2 separate regions of the Homo sapiens genome follow, and region 2 is linked to region 1. Evidence: read pairs that join two places in POLR2A ChIA-PET (ENCODE). Cell type or tissue: GM12878. All regions are shown on one strand.

Region 1 (2,500 bases):
TCTTTCCAATCAGACTCTGCCCCTCTTAGCTTCTGACCCTTTCGAAGGTTTTTGTTTTAGTGTGGCTGGAGATGTCTGTGGTAACAAATGGGGAGTGAGGCTTGACAGGGAATCACTGGCTGCTAAGGGCTGGCAGCCGAGTGCTTCTGGGTTGGACCAGTTCTCTTTTGGGATCTTCAGAGTTGCTTCTGTGGTGTGTGTTGGGGGACGTGAACCCAACCCCTCAGAACTTTAGTGTCAGAGAGATCTGGGTTCATGCCTCTGATGGGTCCTGGCCTTGTTGATCTTACCGTCACCTGTAAACTGGGCACGGCACAGCAGCTGCCCAGATGCAGAGCACGAGCCAGGCCCTGAGTGGCATGTGGCCGATGGAGCTGCTCTCCGCTGCCGTCCACCCTCTCGGGACCCGGGCAGCAAACCTTCCTTAAGCCCAGCACTGCGCTGTGCCTAGGGGTATGGGGAATGGACGCAGTGCACCTGGGCTGCCTCAGGGCTCAGCTGTGGGGCAGGTCCGCTTCAAGCCTTTCTGGGTTGACCTGATGGAGCTCTTCCTGTCCTGGCCCTAAGAAGCTCCTCCTGCCAGCTCCTTCCTCCCACTACCCCCTGGGGCACAGCCAGGGCTGGGGCACCCACTCCCAGGCAAGAATGCACCCCTGGAGAAAGGGGCTAGGCCTGTAGGAGAGCCAAGCCTGTGCTTTCTCCCGGTCCTGGTTTTCCAGGGAGCCCTGACTGGAGGGGGATGGGAGGAGAAGCCCAGGAGGGAGGGGGAGCTGGGGAAGCAGAACCAGGAACTGGAAGGGGAAGGGTGTGGGTGGGCCCAGATCCAGCCTGCCTCCCGCTCTCCCTTGCCTGCCAATCCCCTCCTGGGCCCTGGCACACTCAAGGCAGGGGCTTGGCGGCCGCCTCCTCCGGGGGTGGGGAGCAGGGGAGCTCTTGTGTGTCTCTGAGTGAGGGGGCTGAGACAGCAACACCCCCACCCCAGCTGTGGCCTGAGCTGCAGGCTTTGTTATTTCTCTGGCTTGAGGCCTACACCTGGAGCAGAGGGAAGAAAAGCCCCTAAACTCAGCCGTGTGGGTTCAGAGGACCCCTCAAGCCCACCAACTCTGCAGGCAAATGAGGCTGGTTCATGGGGTGGGGGAGAGAGCAGCCTCACTCCTGCCTCAGTGTGGCCGTGGCCTGTGGCCTTGGCCGTGGCCGTGGCCTCTCCCTCCTAGGCCAGAGCCAACCAGGCCTGCAGCCTGAGCTCAGACCTCAGCTTTCTCTGGGCCCAGGCACCGGTCCTGAAGTGAGGTGACATTCATTTCACTACATCCTGTGACTGCACTCACTTCCTCCACGTGGCGGGAGGTGTGGGGGTGGGGGTGAGGACAGATTAGAAGGAAAACGTAGCTGGGCTAGGGGCCTCTGGGGGAGGCTGGGATTTCCCAGGGGCTGGTTGGGGTGGGAGGGAGGATGCGGGAAGCTTTCAAAGGAGAGAGAGGCTGTGAATGAAGAGAAGGGAGGAGGCGGAGGCAGCTGGAGGTCCCAGAAGTGGCACCCATTGGCCGCAGCGACACGGAGGGGAGACTGCTGCCACTCCAAGGCTCTCAGAGGCTGCTGGGGTAGGAGGTGGCCCTGAAGGGAGCCTGCCTCGGTTTCTCTGCTCTCTGGGGTGCTGGTGAGGCCAGAAGGAGGAGCAACACCCCAGGCCTCACAGGCCAGGTGTGGCCCTGGGCTGAGGGCCTGACCCAGGGAGGGTGGGGTGCTCCGCCCCACTGATCCTCTTCTCTCCCCCACAGGTGGAGCCATCGAAGCCCCCACCCACAGGCTGACAGAGGCACCGTTCACCAGAGGGCTCAACACCGGGATCTATGTTTAAGTTTTAACTCTCGCCTCCAAAGACCACGATAATTCCTTCCCCAAAGCCCAGCAGCCCCCCAGCCCCGCGCAGCCCCAGCCTGCCTCCCGGCGCCCAGATGCCCGCCATGCCCTCCAGCGGCCCCGGGGACACCAGCAGCTCTGCTGCGGAGCGGGAGGAGGACCGAAAGGTGAGCAGCGGGCTCTGCTGGGGACCCTCTGGCCTGGGAGAGGGAGAGCCCTGTCCCTATGTGATGACAGCCGGCTCCTCATACTGAGTGCATGACCGCATCACTCAGTGCTCACGACAGGGTGTGGGACCATCACATCCCTGTTTGGGTGATGAGGAAACGGAGGCTTGCAGAGGTTCAATTCTGGTGATGGAGCAGGCATTTGGTTCCAGGACCCAGGCTTTTAACCACCATGGCATTCGCACAGTGGCTCAAAGCCCAGGTCTGTGCCATTGTGAGGGTTCGGCCTCACAGAGAGTCCCAGAACCTGGATTCCTTCTCGGACCCGCCTCTTACTAGCCGTGGGCCTTCACGTGAATCACTTTCTCTCTCAGCTGCCTCTGTTTCCTTAAGGTGTTCAGTAGCTTCTAGGGGACCAAAGACAAGTTCTGGGGTGGGGCACGGCAGACACGAGGCCGCGGGGGCCCACCCTC
Region 2 (2,500 bases), 480 kb before region 1:
TTAATGTTTCCATAGTTTGACCTTTTCCAAAATGTCATATAGTTGGAACCTTTTCAGATTGGCTTTCCTTAAGTAATATGCATTTAAGGTTCCTCTGTGTCTTCATGGGTTGATAAGTCATTTCTTTCTTTTTTGTTTGAACTTTTAAGTTCAGGGGTACAGGTGCAGGTTTGTTCCGTAAGTAAACTTGTGCCATGGGTGTTTGTTGTGCAGACGATTTCATCACCCAGGAATTAAGCCTAGTACCCACTAGTTATTTTTCCTGATTCTCTCCCTCCTCCCCCACACCACCCTCTGAAAGGCCCCAGTGTGTGTTGTTCCCCTCTGTGTGTCATGTATTCTCATCATTTAGCTCCCACTTATAAGTGAGAACATGCGGTATTTGGTTTTCTGTTCTGGTATTCATTTGCAATAGGTCATTTCTTTCCATTGTCTGGGTGTGCCACAGTTTGTTTATACATTCACCTACTGAAGGACATCTTGGTTGCTTCCAAGTTTTGGCAATTATGAATAAAGCTGCTTTAAACATCTATGTGCAGATTTTGTATGTGCATAAGTTTTCAGCACCTTTGGGTAAATGCTAAGGAGTGTGATTGCTGGATCATATGATTAAGAGTATGTTTGGTTTTATAGAAACTTCCAGTCTACCAAAGTGACTGTATCATTTTGCATTTTGCATTTGCACCAGCAGTGGATGAGAGTTCCTGTTGCTTCATGTCCTCGTCAGCATTTAGTGTGGTTATTGTTGTGGATTTTGGCCTGATAGGTGTGTAGTAGTATCTCGTTGTTTTAATTTGCATTTCCCTAATGACATATGTTGTGGAGCACCTTTTCATTTACTTGTTTGCCATCTACATATCTTCTTTCGTGAGATGTCTCATCAGTTCTTTGACTTATTTTAAAATCAGGTTGTGTGTTTTCTTATTGTTGAGCTTTAAGAGTTCTTTGTATATTTTGAGTAACAATCCTTTATCATATGTCTTTTGCAAATATTTTCTGTGTCTTGTCTTTTTTTGTTTTGAGACATAGTCTCACACTGTTGCCCAGGCTGGAGTACAGTGGAGCGATCTCGGCTCACTGCAACCTCCGCCTTCTGGGTTCAAAGGATTCTCCTGCCTTGGCCTCCCGAGTAGCTGGGATTACAGGCGCCCGCCACCACACCCAACTAATTTTTGTATTTTTAGTAGAGGTGGGGTTTCACCATGTTGGCCAGGCTGGTCTTGAACTCCTGACCTCGTGATCCACCCGCCTTGGCCTCCCAAAGTGCTGGGATTACAGGTGTGAGCCACTGCGCCCATCCAGCCCGCCGCACCTGTCTTGTCTTTGTATTTTCTTGGCAGTTTCTTTCTCAGATCAGAAATGTTTAATGAAGTCTAGTGTATCACATTTTTTCTTTTGTGAACTGTGTCTTTGGTCTTGTATCTAAAAGTCATCATAAAACCCCTAGATTTTCTTCAATGTTATGTTATGTTCTGGGAGTTTTAGAAATTTTCATTTTTGTTTAGGTCTGTGATCCATTTTGAGTTAATTTTTTGTGAAGCGTGTGAGACCTGTATCTGGATTTCTTTTCTTTTTGACATGTGGAGTTCTAGTTAGGAATTTAATTTTGATTTTATTTTAACTTTAAATAGCCACATGAGGATAGTGGCTACCACACCAGACAACATTCTAGGTTTTACCTGGATTTGTTCTTAAGGTCTTAAGTCATCCATAGCCTTTTAGGATGCTTTTATTTTACTTGCCTAAACTTTGAGCACTTAATGCTCTAACAACCCTCCTTAGGAAAAGAATGCTTTTCATTTCTACTAGCAAACACTGAATTTAGTCTGCTGGTCTTTGCTCTTATTCCGTTTGGTGTCTACTTCATAACTCACCTGAAAAGCTTTCGTTAGGGAATAATGTCTGTTGCTGCAGCTTCCCTGGAATGGATTTTCCAGTTAAGGATATGAATTATTGCCTAATTACTGCTAATTATTCTGTAGCTTCTTGTCAGAGTCTATTCAAAGAGGGCAAATCTTGTTTATCCCAATATTTATAATTTAGCTGTACATGGCAAGGCAAATTTTAAACCAACTCTTGATGATTCCTTTACAAGGACTGACATGTTCCAGAGCAAAACAGACATTCAAGATTTTTTCTAGCTTGAATATCCTTTTAGATTTGAGTGATGATAGGTGAGTTGTCTTTGGAGCTAGAAGCTCAGGTTATGTTGGAATACTAGACTCATTCATTTAAGTCCCTTCAGAATGGTTACTATGCCTATATTAGAAAAATAGTTATAATTCACTACCATCCCTCTGTTAATGTTTTTGCTACTCCTGGAGAGAATTGAGATAATTGATGGCCTCATCTGTTCTCTGCTATAGCTACTACATACATAATTTGAGCGAACTTTGTAATCAGAGAATCTTAGCTTTAAGTTGATAACCACTTAGAGAGCTACCCAGACCTCAATTGTTAGGAATAAATGGAATGAAAGCAAGACAAAGAGGGTGCTTCT

The links. Peaks named below come from ENCODE experiments on the same cell type or tissue, not always from the same donor. Only the 100,000 strongest peaks of a DNase experiment are listed, where the experiment ranks them.
Region 2: POLR2A ChIA-PET joins it to region 1 with 5 read pairs; 1 of 35 experiments calls an interaction of 5 or more read pairs at or near these places.

Annotation. Positions count from the first base shown.
Region 1 is chr2:25,313,440-25,315,939 of GRCh38, reverse strand. It overlaps DNMT3A (DNA methyltransferase 3 alpha), which reads left to right. Exons shown (of 23, transcript NM_022552.5): 2 at 1,779-2,027. The coding sequence starts at 1,956. Among named protein-coding and RNA genes, the nearest start is that of MIR1301, 14 kb to the left of the region's middle. RefSeq lists enhancers at 1,389-2,152, 2,153-2,500. In GM12878, no CTCF peak of the experiment used is centred here; a DNase peak (open chromatin) is centred at 1,290; H3K27ac peaks cover 1,630 bases.
Region 2 is chr2:25,795,965-25,798,464 of GRCh38, reverse strand. The region is part of intron 5 of ASXL2 (ASXL transcriptional regulator 2); the gene reads left to right. Among named protein-coding and RNA genes, the nearest start is that of ASXL2, 81 kb to the left of the region's middle. In GM12878, no CTCF peak of the experiment used is centred here; no DNase peak of the experiment used is centred here.